4 separate regions of the Homo sapiens genome follow, and all the other regions are linked to region 1. A link is a loop called in an ENCODE intact Hi-C map of the cell type or tissue named here. Cell type or tissue: dorsolateral prefrontal cortex. All regions are shown on one strand. Each heading gives the region's core, and the rest is flanking DNA. Links, peaks and the distances in the headings are about the cores only. Region 1 overlaps HERC1 (HECT and RLD domain containing E3 ubiquitin protein ligase family member 1). Region 2 has its middle 20 kb from the start of MIR422A. Region 3 overlaps HERC1 (HECT and RLD domain containing E3 ubiquitin protein ligase family member 1). Region 4 has its middle 22 kb from the start of DAPK2.

Region 1 (4,905 bases), core at 193-4,192:
GGTACCGTGAGGTGGATGAGCAGCATCAGCTGGTGCAGTGGTTCTGGCACACGCTGGAAGAGTTCTCCAATGAGGAGCGGGTGCTTTTCATGAGGTTTGTGTCAGGAAGATCTCGACTACCAGCCAACACTGCTGACATTTCTCAGAGATTTCAAATCATGAAGGTTGATAGGGTAAGTAAGCTATTCTTTTTTCCTTTGTAATGTCTGCCTTATTGCTTCATTGTTGTTTTTGTTGAGACAGGGTCTCACTCTGTGGCCCAGGCTGGAGTGCAGTGGCATGATTTTAGCTTACTGCAACCTCCGCTTCCTAGCTTCAAGCAGTTCTCCTGCCTCAGCCTCCGCAGTAGCTGGGACTACAGGTGCGTGCCACCACGCCTGGCTAATTTTTTTGTATATTTTGGTAGAGACGGGGATTCACCATGTTGGCCAGGCTGGTCTTGAACTACTGACCTCAGGTGATCTGGTCACGTTGGCCTCCCAAAGTGCTGGGATTACAGGCGTGAGCCAACACGCCTGGCCCTCTGCGCCTTGTTGCTTTTATGTTGGGGAAAACAAACTATGACCCTCAAGTAGGCCTGCCGATTCATGCTTATTAATACTTAGAATTTCCAGATTAATGAAAAAAATCAAGCAGTAAAATTTGTTTAGAAATATCATTTAGCTTCAGTGGGAAGAGTCCTAAGTGGATGAAGAGAGCATACTACAACCAACAACCTTCCCTAAATCTTCCAGCATCTTCCTGAGTTAAAGCTGAACTTGGCAGAAGGATCATCATACTGCCTCTTCCTGTGCTGAGGCATGGCCTTGTTTGTTTTCATGAAAATATTAACCATTAACTGGTGGGTGTGCCCCAGAAGGAACCCAAAGATGTGGGGAGCAACGATAACCTCTGTGCCCACTTGTGTTGTGTGCCTTGTGGAGCAGGCAGGGCTGCATCTCTGCCATCTGATGAAAGGCCCCAGCTGCAGAGCCCCAGCCCAGCTGTGATTTTGACAGATGGCTTAGGAATAAGAGGGCTTAGAGTCTGAAAAGCACACTGCTGCCAGAGTCATCTTTCTTAAGCACCTGTCTGACCATGTCACTCTCCTCCTTTTAGACCTTTCAGAGACCCCCTTTGTTGACTCCGAAATAAATGCCAATGACCTTAGCTGCCTTAAACACTTCCACAGTCTGGCCTCTGCCCCACTTTCTGATGTGACGTCTTGATACTTCTCATGTTCTGGTCATAATGGGCTGCTTGCCTTTCTCCCCAGTAGACCAGGCTGTTTTTAAAATTCTGTGCTTTTATGTAACCTGTTCCCTCTGCTTTAGTAAGTCCTTCTTCACACCCCTTTCCTTCTATCTCTGGCAAGCACTTACTCATCCTATAAGCCCAATGCCAGTCATCTCCTCCAAGAACCCCTCCTAGATGCTTTCCAGGAGTGCCCCTACCATTGCTGAAGGCAGACCTAGCCAGACTCCTTCTCTCCACCTCCTGAACACTGGGTACAGCCCTCAAACCCAGAACTTACTGCATTCAGTTAGGAGTGCCTCTCCTCCCTCTGTCTCCATCCCCACTCTTCACAAGCCCTCTCTCCCACATGAGCTGGGCAGTTCTCTGAGCAGGGCCCATGATGTTTGTTCAGAAAACAGTAAGGGAAGTGGGGCCTCTTCACACACAGGCCCTTCCTGCCAGTTTAAGTGTCTGGCTTTCTGGTGTAGCCAAAGCTATTCCTCCCTGTGCTGCCTCCTGAGGCTGCAGGCTGCTGCTCTGCTCCTGGGCTAGGCTTGCTGGAGAAGCCACGTGCAGGAAGGATTATAAAAGAGCCTTTCCATAAATTTTCTGCATGACTTGCCAAGAACTGTAAGTTGTAAATCTGTTTTGTTGCTTCAGAGAGAAGTAGGAAGGAGGAAATGGCTCATTTCTACTCAGCTCTGGAAACAACCCTTGCCTTATATCTGTCCTGGGCTACTCCTGCCGTTCTAGGAGTTAATCCACCACTAATCTCCGGTCTCAGGGTTGTCAGCATCAGTAACTGACTACCGTGGTCGGTTCCTCTGTGGCTTTTAGATCATTTCTACAGTACTCACATTTAGGTCATCAGAGCCACCTAGTGGCACCTCCCTTCCTTGCTGCTTTCAGTTTTTCTGCGTTGAGCTGTGTCATCACTGGCTCTGGTGCATTTGGGCTGCTGGGCCATCCACCTCCCATAGCAGGACATGTGGCTTACCTAGGTGTGGGCTCTGGGGAGGAGGGCTGATTTCAAGAGGAGGTTGAGTGAGAGAAGACAGGTTCTTTTTTTTTTTTTTAAGCAAACGTTTTAAAAATTTATAAAAACACTATAATGCCATTACTATTATTACAAATTGTTTAGAAAATAGTTATGTTTGCAAGGAGGGATAGGGAACGTATATAATCCTGTCTCTCCAGTAGTAGCTATTTTTACCTTTGTGAAATTCCTCATAGTCTTTGCCTCAATTGTACAAATTTTTATATGATGTATCTAGAATTTTTTCTGCCTTTAACCTCCTAATGTATCCTGAACACCTTTCTGTTTTGCTGCCAGTCATCATAATTATCATTTTAAATGATGCATCACCGTCAGTTGAATGGATGGACTGGAGTTTAATTGACTGCCCCTTCCTTATGTGAGCTGTGCGAGGCAGCCATGGCGCCTGCAAAGGAGGCAGAATGCACATGAGGACAGGGAGAGGAGAGGGGGCAAAGAGGCTCCCATGGCCAGCTGCACCTCACAGTCGTTCTTTCCATTCTACCTGCTCTGTGGGGGCATCCCTGCAGCTGGCTTCCAGTCTGCACCCTCTTGGTGGATGGGTATGAAGGACAGGTGCCCTCTTACTACACTCTCATCCTGTGCCAGGCGCTGTGCGTAGTGTATTCTCTCAAGCAATCCTGCCAGTCAGAGCTTCTCCTCACTTTACACACACAGGCACTGGAGGAGGTGAGGACAAGAAGGAACATCTTCACCCAGAGCCTCGAGGGCCACGGGGCAGTAGGGCCTCAGCTCATTCTATCTGGCCCAGTCTCTGTGTCCACTTGACTTAACCATGTGGCCATGTTAATTCCATCTTGAAGGCAGGGAGAGGTCATGGGCAGCCCCACTCCCCCTTATGGCACTCTGATGTCCCCAGTCACGGCTCTGGGTCTCTCTCCACAGCCTTACGACAGTCTGCCTACCTCACAGACCTGCTTCTTCCAGCTGAGGCTGCCCCCGTACTCCAGCCAGCTGGTCATGGCCGAGCGCCTGCGCTATGCCATCAACAACTGCCGCTCAATCGACATGGACAACTACATGCTCTCGAGAAACGTGGACAACGCCGAGGGCTCCGACACTGACTACTGACCGTGCGGGTGCTCTCACCCTCCCTTCTCTCCCTCAATAATGCTCACTTCTGATTTGATGTTGATATACTTTTATGGTAACTACATAGATGTTATAAGAACATAAACCAACATTATAAACAATGGCCACATTTAGTTACTCTAAATGTAACAAAGAAATTAGATGTTTTTATTTTTCTGTGATTGTACAAAAACAACAAAAACGAAGTGCTCTCAGTCAGGTTTTTCCCTCCATATTTTTGGTCACTTTTGATAAGTTTGCATGAAACCATTTTGGTGCATTTTTAGTTGGGAATGGTACATTTTTGTAAATCCACCCAGTGAACATGAAATTGTACATTGTGTATAATTGTTCATTAGAAAGGACAGTTTTACATGAATATTCATATATTTATTTTGTTTTAATTTGAATTGCCTGTTCAGGGTTCCTTATGCAGAGAAATAAAGCAGATTCAGGAATTGGAGCGTGGCTCTTGGTATTGCTTCCTGCGGAGCTTCTGACTAGGGGTTACCATCGAGGCAGACATTAGCCCAGAACAGAATGAGCTTCCAGGCTGGTCTTGCTCTGATGGCTTTTTGACCCATTCAGAAACATTTCTTTACATTGAGGGTGGGCTTCACTTGGAAATAACGTATCAGAGAACCGTGTGGTTCTAGGAGATCCCTCTGGGTTGGAAGCCCCTATTTTCCATTGTTCTTCTGTCATCCTGGGTCTCTCTGACTTTGTTCCCTCAGCTGCTCCGCCCCTCTCAGTACCACGCATCCTTCTCTGGACAGCCCCAGCTACCTCATGTGGAGGGCGACTCTACCAGACAAGGAGGAAGAGGACCACAGTAATGCCATCTGGCCCTTCCTATGAAGAACCTACAAAGACAAAATGAGCACGTGATGGAATTAAAGAACAGGGTAGTTTACAACATGTCTCAGTGGGGAGGGCAGCCAAGTGGAAGGTGTTACAGAAAGGCCAGCAACTGCTAGCAGGCACTTAGCATGTATCAATGAGTGAATGAGTGAGTGAATGTGTGAATTAGCATGAGAACTGATGAGTGGCTTTCATATCCTTGAATGATAGAATTGTGCAGAGGTCTGGGGAAGGGGTTACATTCTTGGTGCTCAAACTCAGCTAGCCCCTGCGGGCCCTGAGTGCTGTGTGTGTGTTCAGCAGCATCAGGGTGAGCCTGTGTTTCTGGGGGAAAGGGCCATCTTGAGAGCAGCTGGGAGGGCTTTGGCCTCTTGGAGTGTGTGCAGGAAGAGGGGAAGGCCTGTGGACAGCTTGTCTCCCTCACCTACAGCAAGTTCATGCCACAGGCTACTTCCACTGTACTTCGCGGACAGGGTCTTTGCCGACAGCCTGCTCAAATGAGGTGCCAGACAGACAGCCCTCTGCAGGCAGTTATTTTCCACAAGGAAGATAGGTGTATGTCTTCAAAGAGAAATTAAAAGAAAAATAAGGTTTTGCCAGCTAAGATAATGTGGTAAATGGATCTTTCTTAGTGAGAATACCTAATAATATTTAGAATGATGACATCTTCGTTTTATTGAAAAAAGGCTTCAACTAGAATT
Region 2 (4,905 bases), core at 433-4,432, 280 kb before region 1:
AACTGCCTCGTGAGCAAACTTTCTGGGGCTCAAATGAGGCTCCCTACTCCCAACACACCTGCCCAGGAGTTGGTCCTGCTACAGCCTTCAAAACCCGCAGGCAGGAGGATTGCTTGAGCCCAGGAGTTTGAGGCTGCAGTGAGCTATGATCATGCCACTGCACTTAGCCTGGGCAGCAGAGCAAGACACCCATCTTTAAAACAACAACAATAATAATGATAACCTGTAGGCCCTGCCTCTATCAACCTCCCTTCCCTGGAAAGAAGCATCATACCTGGGCAGGGGGGTGCTGCATGGAAACCCTGGCTTTGGAGTTAGACTGGACCTCAGGGTCTGAATCCCAGTTCTGGCACCTTCTTGGCTGGGTAACTGTTAGCAACGAACTGAGCCTCAGTTCTCCCTCTTGTAAAATGGGAATGACAGTATGCTCCCGCAGGGCTTCTGTGAGGGTGAAATGGAATGAGCTGATGCATGTGAAGTTCCCGTTCCGTTGCACTCGGAATGTGGTTGCTGCTGTAATAACCATGCTTCTTATTGACAGCATACAGTACAGGGTAAAAATAGACATGTAAGTGAGGAGCCTGGAGCAAAAGAGGAAGGAAGATCCCCTATAGTGGTTCTGCCCCTGGCAACCACTCTGGCGACTGCAAAGCATGTGATCGGTAGGGCCCTTCATATGAATAAGGGGTCATGCCTCTTGCTTCTGCATGCCATGGGCTGGGTGTGTGGCTCCCACGGCCTGCATACTCTGCAACTCTGGAGTTAGTGAAGAAGCCTCACTACCCAGCCACAAGGCACATTCTACTTTCCACACATCTGACTCCTTCAACCAGAACCCCATGCCCCTACCATGACCACCACCAAGTGCAAAGCTGCTGTGCCTGAGAGCTGCAGCAGCCAGCCCTCTTCCTGCCTGTCTGTGGCTGGTGTGGTTTGCGTAGGAGAAGCAATAATCGTAGCATCCCCACTTACCATGTGCCGGGTGGCTTGCACATATTATCTTTAGTCCTGACAACACTCCTGAGCAAGAGCTCTGGTCTGTTTTACAAAGGCAGGAAACCAAGGCTCAGAGAGGTAGATGACTTTTCTAAAACTAAATGGCTAGCAAAGTAGCAGGGGACTTTGGGTTCAAATTCAGTTCTACCTGGCTCCAAAGACTGAGTGCTTTGCACCATGCAATAGGGCTCGGGAGACCTGAAGTCCAGGTCAGGGTCATCCATTAACTCACATGGGACTGAGGCAAGCACCTCCCCTTGCTGGTCCTCAGTTTCCTCACCTGTGAATCGGGTAATGCCTAAGGTTAGGACTCTGTTCTCCCAGCATCTGACTTCTTGGAGGTCCTCTGCTGACATGGGTACAAAGAGCAGAATTGTGACCCAGGTGATCTCAGTATCCCCCAGTTTCCCTTTGGGAGGCTCTCTTCTGGCCAGGCTGGTGTCTTCCCACTGCCAGGGGGTCTGGAACCTAGCAGTCACCCCTTCTAGGAGTGCTCTGCTCTGTCGTCTGAACATTCCTTTCTACAGCTTCGAACAAAAATGTTTCAATGTCTTGTCTACGTTTTTATAATGTCTCATCTCTCTTGGGTTCTGCCATCTTCCAGAAGACCTAGGAGGGAAGCAGAGATGCTAGTCTGAACTAAAGGGTGAGGGATTCATGGGCTCCTAGTTGCATTTTTATCAGGAGCTTCTAGAAATAGTGTCACAACCTGAAAGAGCAGATGGTCAATTTAGTAACTTCATCAGTGCCTCTGAGTCCCCTTAGTCCCCTGCACATTCACTGTGATTTGTGTTCTATTCGGCTCTCCCTGAGTATAATGCACTCCCCGAGGGAGGGCAGGGACTGGGCCTTGCTCCCAGGCCAAAAGACTCGATTGATTGATGGAGCACCCAGGCCTATAGCACAGGACTGGAACCCCATCTGACTCTGCTTGTGGGAACTGCAGCCACTTCCTGAACTGCCTCCCCACCTCAGCCAGGCCTGAAATGTATTCCTTGCTAGCTAAAGAAGGGGCAAGGAGGAGGGAGAGGGTTTAGAAAGACAAGAAGCATATGGATTTCTTCTTCCTCAGTCTCTCCAATGCTTGAACCCTCCCAGGCCACAGGAAGCTCCCATGAGCCCAGCTAGGCTCTTTAGGGCCAGGGAGTAAAGCTATCTAGAAGTAACAAAAGGGAAGAGAATGAGCATTAATCAAGTTCCTATTGAGCATAGGCATTATACTAGATGTGTCTACAGACTTATACTTGTCTCCATTTTGCAGATGAGAAAACAGAGGACCTGAGAAGTTATGCTGCATGAGATAACGAGGCTAGTAGTTGGTGGAGCCGGGGTTTGAACTCAGGTCCAAAGGTATGTGCTCTTGCAGGCTGCCTCTGGGTGGCTCCTTGGGACAGAGGCCCAAGGTATGTGCTCTTGCAGGCTGCCTCTGGGTGGCTCCTTGGGACAGAGGCTGTAGAACTTTAGGCCCTCTGCCTCGTTTCCCTCAGGACCGACACAGCCAGTCCTGGAGGTCGATGTTGGGTCCGCTGGGGCCAGCCCCACCCAGCCTGTGGACACAGTGCCATGTTACTCTTTGTCCTGGTCTGCATTCACTGGCCATCCACACACATTTTTCTGAGGGATGCTTGGTAACTAAGGCCACCAGGTGGCGCTGCAAGGGCTGGGACCTTGACTGCTGGATCTAAGGCTCAGTAGGTTCTTAGCGATCTTCCATGACAGGCCAGGATTCCCCTGAGAGATTCCTAGGAAACTTTTAAAAAAATATATGGGCCCAGAGTGTCTGGTTTGATATTTTGGATTGGATTCTGGGAAACTGTTATTATTTTAAAATAGTGTTAATTTTCTGCATTGGTAAAATATTCACATGGCTCAAAAAATTTAAAGTATAAAAAGGTATATAAGCCTAGGTGCCGCGGCTCATACCTGTAAACCCAGCGGTTTGGGAGGCTGAGGCAGGTAGGTCACATGAGGTCAAGAGTTCGAGACCAGCCTGGCCAACACAGTGAAACTCTGTCCTACTAAAAATGCAAAAATTAGCTAGTGTGGTGGTGCACACCTGTAGTCCCAGCTATTTGGGAGGCTGAGGCATGAGAATCGCTTGAACCCAGGAGGCCAGGAAGGGGAGGCTGCAGTGAGCTGAGATCACGCCATTGCACTGCAGCCTGGGCAACAAAGCAAAACCCTGTCTTTAAAAAAAACAAAACAAAACAAAACAAAAAATCCTTATTGTTCAAGGGTCAATTTTATATTCAACAAAAGAAGCAAAATAGATTTTAACCAAAGTAACAAAATATGAACAATATATTCATTTGCTTTCCATCAAAACATAGATAAAACAAAAAATATTAACAAGCAATAGCTATTGATTTGGTAGGAATATGAATATCCTAGCCATAACCCTTACTTGACAAATTCACTTGATTTTTGATTAGGCAATCTCCAATTATGGTTTTAGGAATGTTTCACAGTCTGAGGCGCCAGGTTTGTGTGCCTCATGTGTTTTGTCCTTCAGTGTTAATGATAAACGCTTGCATGGCATTCTTAATTTTTGCTTGCACAAGGCTGTCTCAATACCTTTGGTCATTAGGCTGATCCCATTCAGCTTTCAAGTGATCCTGCTTATCTGACTATATAGAAGTCAACATAGCATGATGCTTCTGAAGGCTGTGGCAGATTCTTTCCAGGTGTTGCTCTGCAGCTTGACCTTTGGGAGCCTTGGCTTTAATGATCGCCACTCTGGGAGGGGGGCCCTTAACCTCCTGCTGTAGAATGATGCCAAACTGCCGGCTGCTCAAGCCTTCTTGAGATGGGGGCAGCAACTGCCACTGTCCCCCAACCACGGTGACCTGTAGGACCTGATTCCACAACCCAGAGGTCTGGTTGCCACAGTGCGCCTCACGGGGTAAGACAATTGCTTATTATACACACTGTCCTGCACTTTGCTTTTTTCACTTAAGGGTATAGAGATATTTTTTCCATATCAGTTCAGAAAAGCTTCCTTATTCTTTGTTACAAATGTATAGTGGTTCATTGCATGGATGAAACATATTTTAACCAGTTCCCTAATGATGGTTGTTTCCTTTGCTGTTATAAACAATGCTATAATGAATAACCTTGTGCATATGTCATTTCATACATCTGTAATATCTGAGGATAAATTCCTAGATGTGGTCTTATAGATCAAATGGTATGTGTGTTTTTAATTTTTACAAATACAGCCAAATTGCTCTTGATCAGAGTTCTACAAGTGTATACATCTACCAGCAAAGAACAAGAGTGCTTGTTCCTCATCAGTTTCACCAACACAGTGTGTTAGCAAACTTTACAACTTCCGTTAATCTGATAATGTGAAATGGCATCTTAGCATTCCTCTTATTATGTGAGTTTTTAAAAATATTTTCAAGATCTTTTTCTATTTTCTGTGATTTGTCTGGGGAATTTGTCTTTTTTTTTTTTTAATGTTCCTCACTTATAACCTTTGGCAAGACACAAAAACAAAAAACCTTAAAGGAAAAGATGAATAAATTTAACAACATTCAAATCACAAACTTCTATATATAAACAATACCATGAAATGTTAAAAGATATAACAGGAAAAAAAAAAGTATGTGCAACCTATATCCCAATACAACTTGCAGCTGAACTTTCAAAAGAAGGGAAAAGGCCAGAATTCTGACTGTCCACTAGCTCTCACCATCTTTATAGCTTGTAAGGAGGTGCTTGTATCACATGACTCCCTGGATCCTCACGGAAGCCCTCTGAAGTGGGTGTTATCGTCTCACAGATGCAGACTCTAGGCTCAGAGAAGTTAAGTGACCTGCCCCAGGTCACACAGCTGGGGAGAGGAGATCAGGTGATGTGCTTCCACCACACCACAGCTGCCTGAGCACCCACTCTGGCTCTGCATAC
Region 3 (4,905 bases), core at 240-4,239, 110 kb before region 1:
CCAAGTGTCAAATTTACAACCATATCAGGATGTTGATTAGGCTTTATATGGAGTTGTTCCAAATTTATTCTTTCCTTTTTTCTTTTTTTGAGATGGAGTCTTGCTCTGTTGCCCAGGCTGGAATGCAGTGGCGCAATCTTGCCTCATTGCAACCTCTGCCTCCCGGGTTCAAGTGATTCTCCTGGCTCAACCTCCTGAGTAGCTGGGATTACAGGCATGCACCACCACGTCCAGCTAATTTTTGTATTTTTAGTAGAGACGGGGTTTCACCATGTTGGCCAGGCTGTTCTTGAACTCCTGACCTTGTGATCCGCCCACCTCAGCCTCCCAAAATGCTGGGATTACAGACGGGAGCCACCGCCCCTGGCCAGTTTATTCTTTTCTAAAGCGTCTCAGAACTTGCTAAGATTCAGTCTATCAGGTGAGTAAGGTGTCATTTTATTTTTTCATCTATGTTTATAACTGATATTTTTCTATAATTTTATTTTTTCATGCTATCCTTTCCTAGTTTTTACTACCAAAATTATACTAATCTCATAACATGAACGCGGAACTTTCTTTTATTCCTGTTCACTGAAATAATTTGTGTAAGATACGAGTTATCTCTTCCTGAGGTTTTAGAAGAATTTATCTGTGAAACTATCTGGCCCTGGTGTTTTGTTTGTAGACAGACTCTGGCAATTCTCATTCTTTAGTGATTAGTATTCCCTTCCATCTTATGTTTCTTCTTAAGTCCATTTTGGAAATATATATATTTCCAGGAATGTTATTTTGTTGGTTTTCAAATTTATTGGCATAAAGTTATTTGTAATATTCATGGTTTTAAAAAATCTCTAGTATATCTATGGTTATATCCTGTTTATTCCTATTTTTTGAATTTGTGCCATCTTTTTTTCTTGAGTAATTTTATTAATCATTTATCCATTTTCCTTTTAGATAACTTATCCATTATCATTTCAAATAACTGCTTTTTGGATTTTTCAGTCTCTATTTTTATTTCATTGGTATGTGTTCCTTATAGCTGTCATTTCGTGAAGTCAAGAACTTTTAAAAACAAATGTACAATAAAAAAGCATGGATCTGGGCCCGGCATGATGGCTCATGCCTATAATCCCAGCACTTTGGGAGGCTGAGGCCGCCGGATCACCTGAGGTCAGGAGTTCAAGACCAGCCTGGCCAACATGGTGAAACCCCATCTCTACTAAAAATACAAAAATTAGCCAGGCACCGTGGTGCACACCTATACTCCCAGCTACTTGGGAGGCTGAGACAGGAGAATTGTTTGAACCTGGGAGGCAGAGGTTTCAGTGACCCAAGATCATGCCACTGCACTCCAGCCTGAGTGACAGAACGAGACTCTGTCTGCTCCCCTCCACCCCCGCCCCCCAGAAAAAAAGAAAGCATGGGTCTGGATCTTAGTATTAAGACAATTCTGAATTCAGGCCTTAAAAAGCATTAAACAATCTTGAATGTCATTTTAATGGATAAATTTGTGTGTTGATTTTGGAGGAATAAACTCAGAATACTCCCTAAAGATAGTGAATTTTGGTCTGGGTAATGAAAAGTAGGAATATAATTGATTGGAATAATGTTGTCATATGTTGTTTTAATGTTTATCTTAAAATTAGTAACTTTTCCAAGGAAAATTTTATTTGATAGCATAACTTCTCTGGATATTATTTTAAATCAGTCTGGTAAAGAGAAAAAATACAGAAAGTATTATAATTTGTGTTTTCATCATAAAATATTTTGCATCAGTATCTTATTGCAGTACGGTAGGAGACTATGAGAAATATTTTGAATCTTAAAAGTACCAGATAAAGACACAATAACTAATGATTTTGTCTTTAGGAGGGCCAGAACTAATTGATCCTGCTGGTCTGCCATTACCTCAGCCAGCTCAGTCCTGGGTATGGCTTGTGGATCTAGAAAGAACAATTGCTCTCCTTATTGGGCGGTGTCTTGGTGGCATGCTTCAGGGCTCCCCTGTGTCTCCAGAGGAACAGGACACTGCATATTGGATGAAAACGCCACTGTTCAGTGACGGTGTAGAAATGGACACTCCTCAATTGGGTAATGTGCTTCTCTGCAGCATTTAAAATACATGCCTGTTTGTACCTCAGTTGGAGATTTCTCTATTCTGATTTGCTAAATAGAGAACTGACAGGCACCAATTGCAACATTAGCAGTGTAGGGAATCTGGGGCTATGACTTGGAGCCCTAAGAAAAATGGTTAAATCGTGCAGCACAATATGGTGAAAAGAGCCCCCAGAGGAAATAGAAATTGTAGGTCTGGTCCTACTCTGTCATATTTATCACTCATTTTGAGCAAGTCATCTAACTCAATGCTTCATCACTTATTTTCCGAGGCTTGGAGGTTATGAAACTGCTTCCCAGAATGTAAAGCACTGTAAGAGTACTTAACCATGACTTATCAGTGCAGCACCCCTGAGATGTGAGTGGCAGCCTCTTTTCCTCCCAGCCTGTCTTGCTTTCATGCTGACATTATATTATGTCCTAATTTTTTCTTCGCCACTTAAAGTGCCTTTAGAATTTCCCTTCTGCAGCATCTCCCATTTGTATATATTGCTGGCAGGCTAGTTCCTAGACTGAACATGAAGACTTATCTGGTACCCCAGATAATCCAGTTGTTTTATCTAGAATTGGTCCTTTAATCTCTCTAGGCTTCTAATTTTGATTCTATAAAATAATGATTTGGATTAGACAGGCTACATGATATTATTAGATCTAAAATTTATTATTTCTCTGATAAGACAAAGAGACTCAACATGTCCCTGAAGGAAAGTCTAAGAGAGACTGAGAGGAAAGAAGGAGAGCGGAAAAGAAAAGAAAAAACAAAACAAAATGAGAAAGATTATACTTTGGGATTTGGAGGGTTGGAGAGTGGGAGTGAGGGAAGCAGTTGAGGATTTTCCTCCATTTCCAAATATGAGTGTACATTCATCATTTCATTTATGAACCAGAAAGTGATTTTGGCCATGGCTGGTGAATGTTGGACTGGTGTTTATGAAACATTTTGTTAAAGAAAGTAAAATCATGGTTTTTCAAGGGGTCTTTAACATGATAAAGATAATTCCACTGCTGTCAGTGTTTAACCTTGTGACAGTCCTAAAGGACCTCCTGAGAACAAAAGTATCTCTATCTCTACCCTCTTCATATTTCTGTTATATTTATTCAATTAAACTGGCCTTTAATATGAAGAAAATCAATTTCTGTTTAATGTTATTTTTCACTTTTTAAGTTATAAAATCATGAAACTATTAAAATTTTATTTTGTTTACTTGTATGTATTAGAAAAAGGTATTAGCCTTTGTAAAATTATAAAAATACAATAATTCAGTTATACTATGGGTTGAATTGATTTTTGATACTAGCCCAAGAACCTCATCATCACTTAGAACATGGTTTTGTTTGATTTTTAAATGTGAAATGAATTCTGAATGTCAAATGTCACACTGAAAAGTTAGGAACCACCTGTACAAATATAAATATCAATTGAGAAATTGTTCATGGTATCTTTTACATGGATCATTTTTAACTGATTATTTTTACTTAAGTCTATTAAAAAAAGGTCTAGTCGCATTTTCAATGGTTCCTTGTTTCTCAAAGAGGATATCATTCCATTTTGAACGCGTTGGTTTTTTGTTATACAAGACCATTGCACGTGTAGGACATTTAGTTTCTCTGGCCTCTGCCTGCCAAAACGCCAGAGTTGTAGGGTATAGCTCAGAGGTAAAGCATTTGACTGCAAAATACCAGAGGTTTTTTTGGAGTGTCACAATTGGTAGAGTGTCACATCCTTTTGGAGAATGTAAAAGGGTTGATACTACCTCCAACTGAAAAACATTAAAGGACTTTACCTTGGTAGCATCTACTTAAAATGGTTTGAAGTTTATCATTTCATAATCATTAAATAAATGTGGTAAGATTTTATCTGTAGCACCAAAATTTATGATGTTAAAATTGGTAACGTGAGTATTTTTTTTAGATAAATGTATGAGTTGCCTGTTAGAAGTAGCACTTTCTGGAAATGAAGAACAGAAGCCTTTTGATTATAAATTGCGGCCTGAAATTGCTGTCTATGTAGACTTGGCATTGGGTTGTTCTAAAGAGCCTGCCCGAAGCCTTTGGATCAGCATGCAGGACTATGCTGTTAGTAAAGGTAAGATAAAGAAGATAAAGGGAGTAAATTTGTAGTTAGCTCATAATGCTCGCAAATATATATGCAATATATGTAAGTGAAAATTATAGGGATCACCCTTTTTTTTAATAGAAAAAGATATTTTATTAACATTTTTAAACAATTTGTTTTTCCCTTTGTGGAAAATAGTGTAACTATTTTTTATATACATGTATTCCACTTAAACCTACTGTGTGAAAATTGAGATTTATATAATACATTTATAGGTAATCATTTTACTGAAGTATAGTAGTCTCCCCATATCCGCGGGTGATGTGTTCCAAGACTCCCAGTAGATTGCTTGAAACCACAGGTAGTACCGTACCTTATATACATTACGTTTTTTCCTGTGTGTACATACTTGCCCATGGTAAAGTTTAATTTATAAATTAGGCATAGTAAGACATTAACAACAACAGTAATAAAATAGAACAATTACAATAATATGCTAACTGAATCACTACTCTTGCATTTTGGGGCCAGTATTAAGTAAAATAAGGGTTACTTGAACACAATCACTGTGATACCGCAGCAGTAGATCATAAAACCAAGAGGGTTACTAAGTGACTTCGTGAGATTTCATCATACTACTCAGAAGGGCATGCAATTTAAAAGTTATGAATTGTTTATTTCTGGAATTTTCCATTTAATATTTTTGGACCACAGTTGATCGCAAGTAACTGAAACCATGAAAAGCAAGATCA
Region 4 (4,905 bases), core at 654-4,653, 460 kb before region 1:
CCCCGTGACAAAAGACAGGGTAACAAGAGAAAAGCATAACAAATGTGGTCAATCCAAGTTTTATGTGACACAGCAGGCTTCAGATAGGAAGAATCCAAAGACCCAGGGAAAACTGTCTTATTTTTCTGCTTAGGTTTGACGAAGAGTGGACAATTGTGTAGAAATGTGATTGGACAAAAAGTGCGATCTAATGGTAATGGACTAAGTGGGGAAACCCAGCAAGGACTATCTCTTCAGATTCTTCTTGGCCTTTCTGTGTAGCATTCCTTCCTCCTGGGTATGGGGCAGTCTTATGACCTACTGTTAGATAAGGCAGGTCAGAGAATTTCTTTATGGCCAGCTCATGCACAGAAAGGCGGGGGAAAGTTAGAGTAATATTTCTAGGTTTTGTGGTTTGCTTTTTGTTGTTGTTACTGTTTTTGTTTTTGAGATGGTCTTGCTCTGTTGCCCAGGCTGGAGTGCAGTGGCACAATCATGGCTCACTGCAGCCTCAACCTCTCAGGCTCAAGTGATCCTCCCACCCCAACTTCCCAAGTAGCTGGGACCACAGGTGCATACCACCATGCCCAGCTAAATTTTTTTTTGTATTTTTTTGTAGAGATGGGACTTTGCCATGTTTCCCAGACTGGTATGGCTTGCTTTGAAAAGAGGTTCTGGTTTCTATTTCCTCCCTTGGGGAAGACAGATTCTGTTTTCTATGACTCCCTTTGGAGGAGGAAGGGGCAGGAGACAGCAGGGCAGGATATGGTCAGAGAGAGTCTTTGCTTTTGAGGCTGCTTCTGAGGCTTTCTATTCTTCTTTAATTCACAGCACACCAAGGAGCCATATTTTGGGTTATTGCTTTCTGAGCCCCAGTAGGAGCCACTACCTTCTTGTTTTTGCTTTTGAGACAGGGTCGCTCTCTGTCGCCCCTGCTGGAGTGAAAAGGCACCATCAGGGCTCACTGCAGCCTCAAACTACTGGGCTCAAGCAATTGTCCCACCTCAGCCTCCCAAGAAGCTGGGACTACAGATGAGAGCTACCACGCTCAACTAATTATTTATCCACTGCTTTCTTAGACCGTTACAAATAAGAAGCTTATGGCCGGGCGTGGTGGCTTAGGTTGGGTGCAGCGGCTCACGCCTGTAATCCAAGCACTCTGGGAGCCGAGGCGGGTGGATCACGAGGTCAGGAGTTCAAGACCAGCCTGGCCAAGATGGTGAAACCCCATCTCTACTAAAAATACAAAAATTAGCTGGACATGGTGTCACGTGCCTGTAATCCCAGCTACTCGGGAGGCTGAGGCAGAGAATTGCTTAAACCTGGGGGGCGGAGGTTGCAGTGAGCCAAGATTGCGCCACTGCACTCCAGCCTTGGCAACAGAGTGAGATGCTGTCTCAAAAAATAAAGAAAAAAATAAAAGAAAGGAAGAAAAAAAGGAAAAAAAAAAAGCAGCTTTCCCAGCTCCACCATGAAGCAACTGCTACCAAAACTGCAGATGTGTCCAGCAGGACACAATTAACTGTAGTTAGTGGGGGCCAGTTTACTAGGAAGGGGTAGGATTGCTATAAAAGTCTCATTGCACTCATATCCCAGGTGGTTTTCTGCATGTGTTAATACCATGGTAGAAAACAAGCCAGTGAATTGTTGGGGTTCAAACTCATTACTGATGCACCACTACTGTTAATACTCTTTTTTTTTTTTTTTCTGGGACATGGTCTCACTCTGTCACCGGGGCTGGAGTGCAGTGACACGATCATGGCTCTATCTCCCAGGCTCAAGCTATCCACCCGCCCCAGCCTCCCGGGTAGCTGGGACTACAGATGCACGCCACCAAAGCTAGCTAATTTTTAAATTTCTTGTAGAGATGAGGTCTCACTATATTGCCTAGGGGGTCTCAAACTCCTGGGCTCAAGCGATCCTCCCACTTTGGTCTCCCAAAGTGCTGGGATTAAAGGCATGAGTCGCTGTGCTCAGCCACATTATTTCTGATATCTTTTTGTATATATGAAATACAAGTAAAGATTTTTCCAAAAAACTTCATTGGATTTAGCCTGAACTGGTGGTTGTCCATGACTCAGGTTAGACTGCCTATAGGGCATGAGCGAACCCAGTTCTGATATGGACTTATTTGGGGCAGATGTACTGGATGTGGAGAGGATGTTGCTGTATGGGCTGTCAGGTTCTCTCCAAGTGCTGTTAGCACCATGCAGACCCTGGATCCTCTTCACAAAGGATGTGGTCAAGAGCACAGACACTGGTGCCAAACTGCCATCTTGTTCTAATCCAATACTCAGTCACTTAGTAGCTGTGTGACTTTGGGCAAGTTACCTAGCTTCTCTGTATTTTAGTTCCCTCGTTTGTAAAATGGGGATGATAAAATTACCTATTTCGTGGGGCCCTTATGAGGACTAAAAAAGGGAATGCTTGTAAAGTGCTGAGCACAACGCCTGGAACCTAGTAAATGCTTTATTAGGGTTTGTTAAAAATAGAGAAGGCCAGGTGCAGTGACTCACGCCTGTAATCCCAACATTTGGGAGGCCAAGGTGGGCGGATGGCTAGAGCTCAAGAGTTTGAGACCAGCCTAGGCGACATAGCGGGACCCTGTCTGTACAAAAAATCAAAAAATTAGCAGGGCGTGGTGGTGCACACCTGTAGTTCCAGCTACTTGGGGGGCTGAGATGGAAGGATCGCTTGAGGCCAGGATATTGAGGCTGCAGTGAACCCTGATTGCGCCACTGCACTCCCTCCTGGGTGGCAGAGCGAGACCCGCATCTTCCGGGGTAGGGGAGAATAGAGGAAAGGGCTGCTCGGTGCTAACTTGGAGAGTTTTTCCTCTGGGGTGGGTGCGATTATCTGGGAGAACACCAGATGGCAGCAAAGCATTATTTCTTAGTGACAGAGCATACCCACTTGGCATCAGCTGCCCTGGGTTTTCCCAAAGGCCCTGAGGGCACACTCACTGCCCCTCTAACCGGGCTGCACTAAGTGGTACCAGACCACCATGGACTTATTGCAGCCTGTGCCTTTGTTCTGACTGGAGTGATTATCACTGAAGACTTTTTTTTTTTTGAGAGGGAGTCTTGCTCTGTCACCCAGGCTGGAGTGCAGTGATGTGATCTCAGCTCACTGCAACCTTCACCTCCCAGGTTCAACCGATTCTCCTGCCTCAGCCTCCTGAGTAGCTGGGATCACAGGTTCATGCCACCACGTCCAGCTAATTTTTTGTATTTTTAGCAGAGACGGGGTTTCACTGTGTTAGCCAGGATGGCCTCCATCTCCTGACCTAGTGATCTGCCTGCCTCGGCCTCTCAAAGTGCTGGGATTACAGGTGTGAGCCTCGGCACATGGCCCATCACTGAAGACTTTCTTAGATATGGAACTCTTTGCCAAAGATTATGAATGATTTTGAGGCTTTGATACATATTGTTGAATTGGCCTCTGGAGAAATTGTACCAATTGACACCCAACCAAGAGTGGGGTAGGTGTTCCTGTTCTACAGTAATATTGGGTATTATTATTTTAAAAAATATTTGCCCAAGGTGGAGGATTTTGAAAAGGTTTTTCATTAGCATCTATTTGTAAGGTTAAACATGTAGAATTTTTTTTTTTTGAGATAAGAGTCTTTCTCTGTCATCCAGGCTGGAGTGCGGTGGTGCTTTCATACTCACTGCAGCCTCAAACTCCTAGGCTCAAGCAATCCTCCAGCCTTAGCCTCCCGAAGCGCTGGGATAACAGGTGTGAGCCACTGTGCCTGGCCTCTACTGGAATGTTAATGTTTTAAAAAGCTAATTATACAATACAAATATTAGCATTTTCTGTCACATATACTGCAAATATATTTCCTATTTTCTTGTTGTGTAAACATGTTTGACCCTATGTCATGAATGATATGACGATCACAGCATCATTTTTTATCATGAAAAATGTGCAACTTAATGACTAACAACATGTTAGTCATCTGCAGTTTTTTGTTTGTTTAAGATACCAGGATCTTGCTCTGTTGCCCAGGCTGGGGTGCAGTGGCAAGATAATAGCTCACTGTAGCCTCTAACTCTTGGGCTCAAGCAATCCTCCTGTCTCAGCCTCCTGAATAGCTGGGACTACAGGTGCAAGCCACCACACCCAGCTAATTTTTGTGTGTTTGTTTTTTGTAGAGATCAGGTCTTGCTATGTTGCCCAGGCTGGTCTTGAACTCCTGGGCTCAAGTGGTTCTCCCATTTCAGCCTCCCAAGTAGCTGAGATTTTTATATTTTTATTCATTTCTTTCTTTTTTTTTTTTGAGACGGAGTCTTGCTCTGTCGCCCAGGCTGGAGTGCAGTGGTGCAATCTCCACTAACTGCAACATCCGCCTCCTGGGTTCAAGTGATTCTCCTGCTTCAGCCTCCCAAGTAGCTGGGATGACAGCTGCGTGCCACCATGCCTGGCTTTTATTTAGTTTTTGAATGAGTAATACCACAGGTGGTTCAACATCAAAAAGCATTCAAAGGTATATACAGTGAAAAGACTCCTTCCCGATTTAGTTCACATCCTTTTCCAGTAGGTTTCATGATTAATCGCTCTTGTAGCTTCAGAGTTTTTTATGCCTGTAAATGCCAGAACACATATGCTCCTTTTTTGCTTACATTTTAGCATATGTTGTGCTAGAGTGCAGTGGCACAATCACCAGGTTCAAGCAATTCCCCCACCTCAGCCTCCCAAGTAGCTGGGACTACAGGCATGGGCCACCATGCCTGGCTAATTTTTAAATTTTTTGTAGAGGCAGGGTTTTGCTGTGTTGTCCAGACTCTTGAACTTCTGGCCTCAAGCAATCCTCCTGCCTCGGCCTCCCAAACTGTTGGGATTACTGGTATGAGCTACCATTCCTATCCAGTTTGTCCTTTTTTACTTTTTCTCTTTTTTAATTGCCATAAATATACTTTTATG

What was found. A loop is a pair of places that touch in the nucleus more often than their neighbours do. Peaks named below come from ENCODE experiments on the same cell type or tissue, not always from the same donor. Only the 100,000 strongest peaks of a DNase experiment are listed, where the experiment ranks them.
Region 2: it touches region 1 in a loop (5-fold over the local background); 26 of 110 quality-filtered maps call a loop at or near these places.
Region 3: it touches region 1 in a loop (2.2-fold over the local background); 2 of 110 quality-filtered maps call a loop at or near these places.
Region 4: a loop joins it to region 1, with 3 times the contacts of the local background. A loop is called at or near these places in 49 of 110 quality-filtered maps.

The regions. Positions count from the first base shown.
Region 1 is chr15:63,607,519-63,612,423 of GRCh38, reverse strand. It overlaps HERC1 (HECT and RLD domain containing E3 ubiquitin protein ligase family member 1), which reads left to right. Exons shown (of 78, transcript NM_003922.4): 77 at 1-173; 78 at 3,158-3,806. The coding sequence ends at 3,343. It also overlaps a transcript of FBXL22 not described here. Among named protein-coding and RNA genes, the nearest start is that of USP3-AS1, 9.1 kb to the right of the region's middle. In dorsolateral prefrontal cortex, for the core only: CTCF peaks have their summits at 1,900 and 2,101 (motif pointing left); DNase peaks (open chromatin) are centred at 960 and 2,103; H3K4me3 peaks cover 604 bases; H3K27ac peaks cover 4,000 bases.
Region 2 is chr15:63,888,916-63,893,820 of GRCh38, reverse strand. No RefSeq gene overlaps it. Among named protein-coding and RNA genes, the nearest start is that of MIR422A, 20 kb to the right of the region's middle. RefSeq lists enhancers at 641-870, 2,440-2,529 and a silencer at 797-1,091. In dorsolateral prefrontal cortex, for the core only: CTCF peaks have their summits at 2,439 and 2,639 (motif pointing right); DNase peaks (open chromatin) are centred at 699 and 2,640.
Region 3 is chr15:63,722,460-63,727,364 of GRCh38, reverse strand. It overlaps HERC1 (HECT and RLD domain containing E3 ubiquitin protein ligase family member 1), which reads left to right. Exons shown (of 78, transcript NM_003922.4): 18 at 1,852-2,073; 19 at 4,010-4,183. Among named protein-coding and RNA genes, the nearest start is that of HERC1, 110 kb to the left of the region's middle. In dorsolateral prefrontal cortex, for the core only: no CTCF peak of the experiment used is centred there; no DNase peak of the experiment used is centred there; H3K27ac peaks cover 356 bases.
Region 4 is chr15:64,065,659-64,070,563 of GRCh38, reverse strand. No RefSeq gene overlaps it. Among named protein-coding and RNA genes, the nearest start is that of DAPK2, 22 kb to the right of the region's middle. In dorsolateral prefrontal cortex, for the core only: CTCF peaks have their summits at 937, 2,641 and 2,845 (motif pointing right); a DNase peak (open chromatin) is centred at 2,853.